2 separate regions of the Homo sapiens genome follow, and region 2 is linked to region 1. The links are chromatin contacts, found by Hi-C or POLR2A ChIA-PET in ENCODE. All regions are on one chromosome and are shown on one strand. Each heading gives the region's core, a stretch centred on a gene start or an enhancer-like site at or near the end of the contact. The rest is flanking DNA. Distances are from core to core; before and after follow the strand shown.

Region 1 (6,130 bases), core at 1,493-3,992:
GACCTCAAGTGATCCACACGCCTCAGCCTCCCAAAGTGCTGGGATTACAGGCGTGAGCCATCGCGCCCGGTGGTGCTAGGATTACAGGCATGAGCCACTGTGCCCGGCCCCGGGTTTCTTTTTGCGGTGATGAAAATGTGAAATTGACTGCAGCAGTGGCTGCATGTATCTGTGAATAGACTAAAAACCACTGGATTCTACACCCTAAATGGTGAATTGTGTGATATGGGAACTATATCCTAATAGGGCTGCTTAAAAAATATAAGGCAAAGGAAACACCCTCAGAAAGCCGTGGTGCGGAGTACACAGGTATCCCTGGGCACAGGCACTGGCACACAGCAGCTCTGGATGGAGGGGGTGTCTCCCTCACGTTGCCCCTTCTCATTGGCAGATGGACTGGGAGAGCCAGAGGGAAAACAGTGGCAGGAAAACGTAAGGAAGATGTGGGTACTGATTACCCAAGCACCACCTCGAGATTTCCTCCTGTGCCTGCGAATGGAATATTATTCTTCTGCCCTAAATGTCCAAGTGAAAGAACCAACCCTCGGCCTTCTGGCCTGGGGACTGCAGACACTCAGAAAGCCTCTCACTCTCCCCAGCCTCTGTCTCCGGGGGATCGTGGAGTTACTGTGATCATAGCGGCTCTCACGCTATTTCAGGATCATTTCCCTTCTCTCCTACCAGGCTGGGAGCTCCAGAAGGGCAGGTTGTAGGGTTTCGGGACTTTCCAACCCCCTGAATATCACATCATCAGGCGGGAATGAGGCTCGCGACAGACCTCACAGGCAAAGACTTCCCAGTGAAGGCCCCAGCAGAAACACTGGTTCCCCATCATACGCCCAGCCTGGAAACCCTGAACGTCATTAAGGATGGGGCATAAGGGAAGGGATGGAAGAGGCTTACTGTAAAGGGGAAATAAAAAAAGAATCTAAAAATCCTAGAGGCTGCAGGAAAAATTGTGCAGACCCTCAAGGAGACAGACCAGTCTCATCTTTCTATCCCCTGGTTAAAAAAAAAAAGATGCAGTGTCTGAGATGCTGCAGACTCTACATCATCCAGGAAAACCCCTGCACCACAACAGCTCAGACGCAGCCGAGAGGAATCACGTTCTTCCTCTAGATTGCTGGTCGGGGCTTGCAGTCACAGCCAGATCCAACTTCAGGGCGGGCGTCTGTGAGTCAAGATTCAAGGGCAGAGCCGTGTTCGGGGGGGATGATGTCCCTTTAAGTACTGGCAGCAGGGCTGGGCGCTGCAGCGGCTCCAAACACTCTCTCCTGCTCCTCCAGGCCCGCACCACCTGCCCTGGTCACCCCTCCTGCTGCCTCAAAGACAGCCTTGAGTTTTCAGAGACTGGCTGCATCTCACAGGACTGCTCTTACATAGATAAAAACCCAACCTCCAGTGCAGGAGGAAAAATCAGCTGGTGTCCACGGAAGAGCCAAAAGAACGAGGATTCTCTGCTCTGTGGGGTGATCCCGTTTTAGCAGCCAAGCCCGGGGCGGCCCCAACCTGCATCTACACAGCCATGGGCTGGAGGCCACACACGTGACTCTTTTGGGGATCCGAATTCATTTTCTTGGACTCTGTATTCCAGGTGGGAAACTGGCAAGAATGGCTTCCCCTGAGGGGTTCCTAGGATTCTGCCCAATACACTGATTCAACGAATCCCCAAAACTCAGGGAGTGTCTCCAGGCCCCACTGAGAAAATGATTTCTGCCCCAGCTGTGCAGCCGAGGCCGTGGGCTCCCTCCGGTTCACTCACCAATAAGCATCGACTCCCTCTGGTATTCCTGAGTGAGGTGGGAGCGCTGGGTCACACAGTACACGTATCTCTCCAGGACATACCAGCACATCTCATAGTAGAAGGGGTAACGGAATTTGGGCTGCACCTGAAAGCAAAGACGCAGGCAGGCAGAGGTCAGTTTCCAGAGGGCGAAGGGGGAAGGAGGGAGAGAAGTGCGGGGCAGGCTCCCTGCAGGTGAGGGTCACTGTCATCATCTTAGCGAGAGCATGGATGGTCGGGGGAGAAATGGTGGGGTGCTGGAAGGGAGATGCCGGCAGCATGCACAAATGAGGCGGAGGACGAGGCCCGCATGAGCGCCTCATCTCAAAGGTCCCTGAGCTGCACGCCCCAGAGGTTGGATGGGGGCCACTTGATGCTCCCGTGAGATGCAGAAAAACAGAATTCTCCCCTGACCTGCCTGCAGAGAGTGTGGGCACCTGCAGGTGGGAGCCGCTGCCTGATTCTAGCTACAACAGACATAGGTTCCTCCTTGTTTCTGAAAATTCCTGCACAGATTCTGCTGTTCCTCCCTCCTGCTTGAAAACCAGAAATCAACTTCCAAGCCTTATCTATTTGCAGACAGGTTATGGAGCCTCCTCCTGTTTGTTGGGAGGGAGGCCAGGCCAGCGGACCAATAAGAGTGAGGGGGTGTGGCCTCGCCTACCTCCAGGGGTGGGGCCTTGAAGGGGTCCATCTCCTGCTCCTCCCCACACCCGTCTGGCACTGCCCAGCCTGCAAGGCCACAAGGGCTCCCTCTGACAGAGGTCCCAGGTATGACCTGAGACCAGCGTGATGCTGAGCTGAGGGAGACACATCTCGGGTCTGGAGCAGGAGATCCCTTTTGTCCCACCTCTGTCACCCAGGCTGGAGTGCAGTGGCACGATCATAGCTCACTCAGCCTCGACCTCCTGGGCTCAAGCGACCCTCCTGCCTCAGCCCTGTGAGTAGCTGGGACTACTGGCGCGCGCACCACCACGCCTGGCTGGGTTTTTTTGTATTTTTTGTAGAGATGGGGTTTGCCATGTTGCTGGTTGGCTGTTTATCATAGAAGAGGAAGTAAAGGTGGAGACAGCTTTGTGTACTAGAACTGTCAAAAGGCCTGAGCCCCGGGAGATTCCACGGGGGGCAGTTCAGGGTCTGTACAGATGAGATGTCACCGAAAGATGGGAAGGAAACAACGCCACTGATGGACCCAACACAAGGATGGAAAGAGGTCCCTGACACCCACACGGGGCCTCTCCTGCAGAGGCCACACGATGGTCTCACATGCCCACACTCACACCTTGCTCCCTGGCTCTCTTGCCAAGAGGGTGTCTGCGGGGACGAGAAAGCCCTCCTCCCCTCCCTGATCCTATGCGAACTCAGGGAGTTGGATGGTGAACAATTACATTCTCCCACCTTCTAATCACACTCCCCTGCCCCTAATATCTTCACTCCCCTAATCGCACTCACCCATCCCCCCATTCACACTCCCCATCCCCCCATCACACTCCCCACCCTCCTATTCACACTCTCCACCCTCCTATTCACACCCCCCCACCCCCTAATCACACTCCCCACCCCCTAATCACACTCCCTATCCCCCTCTAATTACACTCCCCATCCCCCTCTAATCACACTCCCCACCCCCTCTAATCACACTCCCTATCCCCCTCTAATTACACTCCCCATCCCCCTCTAATCACACTCCCCACCCCCAATCACACTCCCCACCCCCAATCACACTCCCCACCCCCTCTAATCACACTCCCCACCCCCAATCACACTCCCCACCCCCTCTAATCACACTCCCCGTCCCCCAATCACACTTCCCATCCCCCAATCACACTCCCCATCCCCTGATCACACTCCCCATCCCCCTAATCACACTCCCCACCCCCTAATCACACTCCCCACTCCCCTAATCACACTCCCCATCCCCTAATCACACTCCCCATCCCCCAATCACACTCCCCATCCCCCAATCACACTCCCCGCCCCCAATCATACTCCCCGCCCCCAATCATACTCCCCATCCCCCAATCACACTCCCCATCCCCTGATCACACTCCCCATCCCCCTAATCACACTCCCCACCCCCTCTAATTACACTCCTCATCCCCCTAATCACACTCCCCACCCCCCTGATCACACTCCCCACCTCCAAATCGCACTCGCCACCCCCTCTAATCACACTCGCCACCCCCAACCACACTCTGCCACCCCCTAATCACACTCTCCCACCCTCCCCGAATCACACTTGCCCACCTCCACTGCCCTGCTCTCTGCTGACAATAAACAGGTGACATTCCCCATCTGGGACAAAGACAACTAGAAGCAGACCTCCGTTCTCCTTTTGCCCTAAAATGCTATTTTGCTGCATTTCTCAAAGTGCCCGTCTGGAAAAGGCCCAAACCCAGCGTCTCTGAGAGTCCTGGCTCTCACTCAGCTCCTGGCCTCAAGGCCTCCTCCCACTGCTGGGCCTCCTCTCTCCGCCTGCACACTGGGTGCTGGGCTCTGCCTGCCTCTGATGGATGGAATGCTTTGGAATGGGATCATGGCCACCACATGCTCTTCAGCCCCCTGGGGGATGCACGGAGTGGGGACCATCATCTAGCGGTTTCCTTGGCTCCAGCTCCTTTCCTGAGAACCCCAGTTTCAGTGCTGGGAGAAGAGTCATCTTTTCTCATAGTTACTAGATCGGTGCCCTCTGGAGTTTAAAAAAGAGGGGCTCCTAGGCATGAAGCAAACCTTGATTTCCTATGAAGAAGGGTTTAGGGGACCTCAGCCCCACCTCTATTCAAGAGAAACGGACAAAAGATTTTGGAACGAATTACCAGTACTTAAAAAGCAAGCTGAGGACGGACAGACCTCATCCACATTTCCTGACATGAGACTTGATTGGTAAAACTCTGAAGTCGGTTTTGACTTTTCAAATCTTTTTGACACCTTCCGAGCCATTCTGCTCGGACACCATGACCACCTGGGAATCTTTCTAAATTAGGGGAAAAAAATTGAGGGGGCTGCACTTCAGGAGGGAAAGATAAGTCTCCCTTCTTTGTTGCTGAACCCAATGGAAACCAGCTGGGTGAAAACAAATGCTGATGAAGGAATTCAAATTTTTATTTATTTATTTATTTTTTTTTCCAAGAGAGGACTGCGGGAAACAAAAATTTGCAAAGAATTGACTTACAAACAGGTTGTCGCCTTCCACCCTTCGCCTTCAAAAGGTTTCAGCCACATGCCTGGGGACATTAAACATACGGTTGCTCAACATTATTTGTTGACAGACTCGGAGCCTCACCAAATTGAGTTAACCAACGTCAGTCCAAAACAAAAGGCAAGGCAGTCACAAGGCATGCAATGCTCCCAGCCTGCAGGTCATCCGTCTACCAGAGGACCTCAGGGCCCACTCAGCGGCACCTGGCCTCAGCCCTTCCTCGGAGGTCCAAGTCATCTTCAAGCTGAGTGACCTCAGGAGATGACAACAAAAGGTTTCTCGAGTGTATCTAGAACTCCCAGGTCTCAAGGACTTGAAAAAGTCAAAATGTGAGAGTGGGTGGAAGTGTCCTACAATTTGTTTTTCTCCTGGAAAAAAAAAAAAAAAAATCAATGGAAAAAAAAAAAAGTCCAATGGTAGGGGGAAGGGGAGAGGGAAGGTAAATTATTTGCAATTTCCAAATAGATTCAGTGGCTGTAAGGGAATGGGGCATGTCGGCATTACCTTTTCTGGGAAGGCTGCTTTCACTAGAGCCACTGGGAGGGGGGGAAAGATAAATAAAAGATAAATATAAGAGAGATGGCAATTTAATGATCATTTGGACCATACCTATTCCCTATCAACCTAACTGAAGTTAAAAGAATGTAGTGATGATCGAGATGTTGTCTTAAGTATCAAATGCACAACATATCCACTCGTTGCTGTCACTCTTCCATCACTCTTCATAGCTTCAGGATGAGGGGAAGGGGAGATTTCATCTACAAGGGTTGGGGAATGGAAATCCACCATTCCCCAAACACCTGTATATGTTCGTGCCACCTCATGGGCAGTGACATTGCAGGATGGGGTCACCTATCATCTCGCCAGAAAAATTTAAATGGTGAAGGTAAGACACAGCTTCCTAGGGAACCCTGGGGTTCCCTAGTTTAGATAGGGGTCCCCACCTTGGGCCACAAAGGCAAATTCTTTTTCTTTTCTTTTTTTTTTTTTTGAGATGGAGTCTCGCTCTGTCGCCCAGGCTGGAGTGCAGTGGCTCAATCTAAGCACACTGTAACCTCTGCCTACTGGGTTCAAGCAATCCTCCTGCCTCAACCTCCCGATTAGCTGGGACTACAGGCATGAACCACCATGCCTGGCTAATTTTTGTA
Region 2 (6,130 bases), core at 1,577-4,076, 260 kb after region 1:
CCTGGTGGGGAGGACAGGAGCCGTGCCTGGAGCGCCCGCGTGCTGGGGAGAGGACCAGGTGGGGAGGACAGGAGTGAGGCTTGAAGGCAGGTGAGGCTAGGGGTGTGCTCTGAGGGTTGCTGGAAACCACTGGAAGCCCAAGTGGGAGTCCAGGCTAATCTGCAGCTGGTTTGTGTGGGATGGTGCAGCCCTGTGGGACAGAGAGGAGGGCACGGTCAGGGTTCCAGTCTGTTTCTTACTCCAAGAAGCCGTCTCTGAGTGCAGAGTAACCCCTGCTGCATAGGTGGGGCCTCAGCGAGACACATGCCTGCGTTGCTCTCCCCTCCTGAGCACTTTCCGTTCTCTCCCTCTCCCGAGAATTAAAGGCTGGTGGGTGTCTCACCACTACGTCTCCACATTCCTGTCCGGAGTGATGCTGACCTGGTGAGTAGCCCCTCGCTGGGCCCCTCCAGCCTCCCAGGGAGTAGAGCCTGGGGCCCGGGAATGGGGAGGGGGCTGATCCAGACAGCGGTGGGGGGTGTGCTCCAGGGCCAACTTGGGAAAGAAAGTATGAGCCTGCAGCTGCGCCGGGCTGCGCGGGCCCCACCCAGCCCGTGAGGGGTTCTCCAGGGAATGGTTTCGGGTGTCCCTGGCCAGGGCAGAGGTAGCGGGGCTGCAAGGCTGGAGGGAGCGAGTGAGGCTGGGCACTGAAGGAGACTGCGGAGGACAGAGGGGTCACAGGGAGTTAGCGCTTCTGCACGGCCATGTGGACCCCTGTGCTTCTAGAAAGGAAGATGGGATGACCTCGCCCAGCCCCAGGGATAGAAGGGCGGAAGTCTGGACCTCAGTTTGACTTTATACACCTTTTCGCCTCTTCTGGTTGGAATGGAGTTGGGGCGGGGAGGAATGTCTCATTTCATAGTGGGCCCCACCTTTGTTTTTTCCTACCTTCTCTCCAGGCCTAATGGACCCATTTATCAGAAGTTTCGCAACCAGTTCTTAGCATTTTCCATTTTTCAGAGTGAGTGACTGTTGCCTGGATTTGGGGGAAGGGACATGGTTTTCTGAGACTTTCACCAAGGGAGGGCCCCAGCTGACATCAATCAGTGCTTGCCTGTGTGGCAGGGAGACCAGACTGGGGGAGAGGGTCCCAGAAATCCAGAAGGAGAGCTGTCCCCGCCCCAGGTCAGCTCCACCCACCTCCCAGCCCCCAGCACTGCCTGCTCCTTCCCCAGGCTGGAACCCTGCCAACTGTGACCTTTGGGAACTGAGTAGCATTGGGGATACCAGCCTTTTTTCCAGTCCTAAATAAGTCCTCCAAATGGAAATATATATTATTTTTCTCATCTGAAAATTGCTCTGGATTTGTATACTGGTCCCAAGGGTTGCCTCTGGGGAAGGGGGCTTGAATGCTTGGGGACAGGGAGAGCGTCTTACTTTTCACCAACCTGTTTGTTCCCTTTAAATTTTATCCCATGTGTGTATTGCCTTTCTTTCCCTTTCTTTCTTTCTCTTTCTTTCTTTCTTTTTCTTCCTTTCTTTTTCTTTCTTTCTCTTTCTCTCTCTCTCTCTTTCTCTCTTTCTCTCTCTCTCTCTTTCTCTCTTTCTTTCTTTCTTTCTGATGGAGTCTTGCTCTGTTGCCCAGGCTGGAGTGCAGTGGCGCGATCTTGGCTCACTGCAACCTCCGCCTCCTGGGTTCAAACGATTCTTCTGCCTCAGCCTCCCGGGTGGCTGGGACTACAGGTGCGCACCACCACGCCCAGCTAATTTTTTTTATTTTTAATAAAGATGAGATTTCACCATGTTGGTCAGGGTGGTCTGGAACTCCTGACCTCAGGTGGTCCACCCACCTCTGCCACCCAAAGTGTTGGGATTACAGGCATGAGCCACCACGCCGTACCGTTTCTTTCTTTTTTTTTTTTTTTGAGATGGAGTTTCTGTCTGTCACCCAGGCTGGAGTGCGGTGTTGTGATCTCGGCTCACTGCAACCTCCACCTCCCGGTTCAAGCGATTCTCCTGCCAAGTAGCTGGGATTACAGGTGCCTGCCACCATGCCTGGTTACTTTTTGTATTTTGGTAGAGATGAGATTTCACCAGTTGGCCAGGCTGGTCTTGAACTCCTGGCCTCAAGGGATCTGCCTGCCTTGGCTTCCCAAAGTGTTGGGATTACAGGCATGAGCCATCACGCCTGGCTGTATTGACTTTTCAGATACTACAACCTACATTTTAAGTTAAAACCTGCTTGCAAACAAATACAAATGTATAAAGCCAAGAATGGAAATTGTATATCAGCCCACCCTAGAGGTGACGTTAGTTAAGATCTATGTCCTCTCAAAAGTTTTTATTCATAAATAGGTATATACATGTGTGTATTACATTATGTATCTTTTACAAGTATGGGACCTTTCTGTACATAGAGCTTTACTATTATAACCTGCCTTTTGAATTTTTAACAGTTTATCATGGCTATTTTTCATGTCATTACCACCTCATTTTTAGCAACAACGAAGTATCCCATTGGATGGAACTCTGTCTTGTGTCTTAGCATTGCACAGAGCTCCCAACATAGCACTGGCATAGCTTGCATTCCAGCAAGCATCTATTGAGTGTCTACTGCATGGAAAATTCCAGAAGTTTCAAATCTAGTTGGGGCTTAGATGGGTCCTCACATACCTGTGTTCTCTCTGTGTTCTGGATAAGGGCTAAAGCAGGTTCAGACCAGAGTGTGTGTGTCTGTTTGTGGTGTGTGGGCGTGGGAGAGGGTTGTAACCAGGGCACCCTTTCTGCTTCTGCCCAGTAAAGACCCATCAGCCTGTGCTTGGGGCAGAGAGGTGTGGCCCTGTCTTCCGGGGACACCAGGCCCTGAGCCCAGGTGCTGTGCTCCCCCTGCAGGCTGCGTCCAGTTCCTGCAATATTATTACCAGAGGGGCTGCCTCTACCGGCTGCGGGCCCTGGGGGAGAGGAACCACCTGGATCTCACAGTGGGTGAGTAGCTGGGCCTGGGTTGGAGCCGGGGCAGGTACTGGACCTGCCAGCTCCCCACACCGGGAGTGCAGCCCTGCGAGCACCTCCCATACAGCGGAGCCAGGCCGCTGCCCTTTATCCGAAGCGCCTTCCAGAATTCATCCTGGATTCTGTTTCAGCTGCCAAGTGCCAGGCCAGCTGCATACCAGGCCCCGAGGGCAGGGCCTCTGTCTCAGCCTCTGGAAGTGTCTATTTTTTTGTGTGTGTTCTAGAATACACACACACAAATTAGCCATTTGTGTGTAACATGTCTACATACCAACACGTATAAGTATATAAATGCATGTACACGGGGGAGACATGCCTCACTCTGAAGCCATAGGAGTGCCAGCCAGAAAAGTGAGGAGACACCTCATTGAGAATTTCAGGGGAAACTGTTTTTAATACAACTCTGCTATCTTTTTTTTTTTTTTTTTTTTTTTTGAGACGGAGTCTCACTCTTGCCCAGGCTGCATTGCAGTGGCACGATCTCTATTCACTGCAACCTCCGCCTCCCGGGTTCAAGTGATTCTCCCGCCTCAGCCTCCTGAGTAGCTGGGATTACAGGCATGTGCCACCACGCCCGGCTAATTTTTGTATTTTTAGTAGAAATGGGGTTTCACCTTGTTGGCCAGGCTGGTCTCAAACTGCTGGCCTCAAGTGATCTGCCCACCTTGGCCTCCCAACGTGCTGGGATTATAGGCGTGGGCCACTGCACCTGGCCAACTCTGCTGTCTTTTGACATAGTCATTTCCATCAAATTACTCTCCTAAGTAGGTCCTCCTGTCTCAAGACTCGATAGAACTAATGCATGTGAAAATTCATTATAAAATGCAAAACCCTGTGCAGATTAAAGAAATTAGTAACAACATAGCGCCCAGTGTCTGTGTGTTGTCACCTGGCTCTTGGTGGCTTGAAGAGAGAGAGCAGTCAGGCCAGGTGACAGGGTTGCTATTGTCATAGTGAATGCCCACCCAGCTATGACAGGTGAGGGCTGACCCCCCGCATGTGTGACTGTCCCTGGCTCATCTTAGGGTGACTGGTGTGGCTGGGGGTGGGCGTCTGGTGGAGCTGTGGGGGCAGCGGACCCCCTCAGCGGGTCCTTTTTCTTCCCTCCTCTCCACAGAAGGGTTCCAGTCCTGGATGTGGCGGGGCCTCACCTTTCTCCTGCCCTTCCTCTTCTGTGGCCATGTGAGTCCCCCTGGAGTTTGTGGGTATCTCCTGTCTGGGCTGACCCCCAGGAACAGAAGGTCTTCAGGCCTTGCCCTCCTTCTCCATCCGTCCCCATGCTGGGGCCCACAGCATCCTGGGGCCGGGGCAGCCTCTGGGCCCAGGGATGCCAAGGCAGGAGCCAGAACTGACCTAGCTCTGCCCTGGCCTCGGGTGCCTGCATTTCATTTTGGGGGTGTCTGTCAGTGTTGTGGGTAGTTGATACCCAAAGTTGGGTGAGGGGCCTGGCCATCACCCTGGCTTTCTACGTGGCCGGCCAGGGGAGTCTGGTGGGTGAGCAGCGCCTGCCTTCCTCTCCAGTTCTGGCAGCTCTACAATGCCGTCACGCTGTTTGAGCTCTCCAGCCACGAGGAATGCAGAGAATGGCAGGTATGGGGGGTGGGGGCATGCTCGGGGGAGGTTCCCGGGAGGGCTGGGGTGGCAGGGATGGGGTGTATGTGTGGCATGCTGGGGTGCGGATTCCTGGGGAGGGCTGGGATGGCAGATGTGGGGGTGGGGTGTGTGCGTGTGTGTGGTGTGCTGTGGGGAGGTTCCTGGGGCGGGCTGGGCTGGCAGGTGTGGGGTGTTGTGGGGGGCCTGCTTGGCGGGAGGCTTCTGGAAGGGCTAGGGGTGGAGCCTCTCCCAATCTGTGGATCCCAAGGAGGTTCGCCCCATCGAGCCCTTCCCAGGCCCTGCCCAAGCCTGAGGCCTCACCCTTCCCCCAGGTCTCCTGAATCTCTGCCTTCGATGGCAAAACCCTGCAGTTTGGGAGTTTGGGGGCAGCTGTGCTGGAGATTCTGGGGTGCTGGGGGCAGGGGTTCAGCAGGGCAGATGCCCCAGCCTCGCCCTCCTCTCTGGACTCCCCCAGGTGTTCGTACTGGCGTTCACCTTCCTCATCCTCTTCCTCGGCAACTTCCTGACCACGCTCAAAGTCGTGCATGCCAAGCTCCAGAAGAACAGAGGCAAGACAAAGCAGCCGTGAGCCTCGGGCTCCTGTGCCCTCGGCCCGGACTTCAGACTGCAGGGGGCTCCCGGGCTCCTTCCCAGCAGCCCTCTCAGGCCCGTGGCATCGCTGGGAGAGGGCCCAGGCCCTGGTCCCCCAGTGGACCCCAGTGGTCTAGAGGAATGTGAGCCCCGCCTGTCCGCACAGTGTCCGCCCACCTATTTATGACATATTTAATGCTGGGTCCCCCATCGTCCCTGGAACCCGAGGCCTCACTCCTGTGCTTGAAGGTGGCTGAGGCCGGGCCAGTCTTCCTGGGGATGGGGCCTGAAGCCTCAGGGAGCCCCTCTGTTCCCACTCCTGTCATTTGAACCCCTCTGGGTGGGGTTTGGATGTGCCTCGCGGGGTTGGATTTATGCTGACCTGCTACTTACCAGGCCCAGGCTGGGGTGGTGTGAACCCTCAGTGTCCTGTGGCGCCCCCACCCCGGGGCCACTCTGCTTCTGCTGTGAGCCCCCTCCTCGCCCACCCCGCCACGTGGTGAGGGTTATTTTAAGTTCTCAGAGACCCACCGCGTCTGCCTCGTGCTCTTCTTGCCCCTGGAGCGCTGGGGGCATCCTGAGTCAGGCTGTGAGAAGATTCGCCACCAGAGGGCGCCCCGGGCCCTGGGTCGTCCAAGGGGACAAGGACGTTCCCGTCTGTGCTTCGGGGTTCCCTGACCCCCCCATCCTGCAGCCCACCTTCCTGCAGTGTCGTGGCAGGTACTTGGAGAGTGGGACCAAGACCCTTGGCCCCTGTGGAGGGGAACCACCTCCCCCCTCCTTCCCAGAGCTTCTGGATGTTGTGGGAGGGAGGTGGGGGTGCCTGGCAGGCTCACCCCCAGGGGCCGCACCCTGAGGCGGGGTCAGAGCCACTGGGCATCGCTTGGGTGAGATTCTGCATTCGACGGGAGGCAGAGAGGCCACCAGGTTTGGCTGAGTGCTCTGCCCCACCATT

Evidence for each region. Hi-C counts contacts between places; a loop is a spot of excess contacts on that map. ChIA-PET counts read pairs that join two places held with the same protein, here RNA polymerase II (POLR2A). Pooled maps may share reads with other maps.
Region 2: a pooled map shows a loop between it and region 1 (2.4-fold over the local background). The contact joins two enhancer-like sites. A Hi-C loop is called at or near these places in 4 of 168 maps with a recorded cell type or tissue (CD4-positive, alpha-beta T cell, CD4-positive, alpha-beta memory T cell, naive thymus-derived CD4-positive, alpha-beta T cell and 1 more) and 9 of 50 pooled maps. POLR2A ChIA-PET finds 5 or more read pairs at or near these places in 2 of 52 experiments (CD8-positive, alpha-beta memory T cell and WTC11).

What each region holds. Positions count from the first base shown.
Region 1 is chr12:121,511,514-121,517,643 of GRCh38, forward strand. It overlaps KDM2B (lysine demethylase 2B), which reads right to left. Exons shown (of 23, transcript NM_032590.5): 10 at 1,763-1,889. Among named protein-coding and RNA genes, the nearest start is that of KDM2B-DT, 66 kb to the right of the region's middle. RefSeq lists a silencer at 2,271-2,564 and enhancers at 2,782-2,851, 3,162-3,271, 3,764-4,272, 4,273-4,779. Within about 2 kb of position 2,743, at least 5 of the 41 ENCODE cell types and tissues checked have a DNase peak (open chromatin) inside an H3K27ac peak, as active enhancers do.
Region 2 is chr12:121,770,550-121,776,679 of GRCh38, forward strand. TMEM120B (transmembrane protein 120B) reads left to right here. Exons shown (of 12, transcript NM_001080825.2): 7 at 358-423; 8 at 939-1,000; 9 at 2,872-2,964; 10 at 4,109-4,173; 11 at 4,513-4,581; 12 at 5,060-6,130. The coding sequence ends at 5,173. Among named protein-coding and RNA genes, the nearest start is that of RHOF, 20 kb to the right of the region's middle. RefSeq lists an enhancer at 1-45 and silencers at 2,733-2,782, 4,434-4,728. Within about 2 kb of position 2,827, at least 14 of the 41 ENCODE cell types and tissues checked have a DNase peak (open chromatin) inside an H3K27ac peak, as active enhancers do.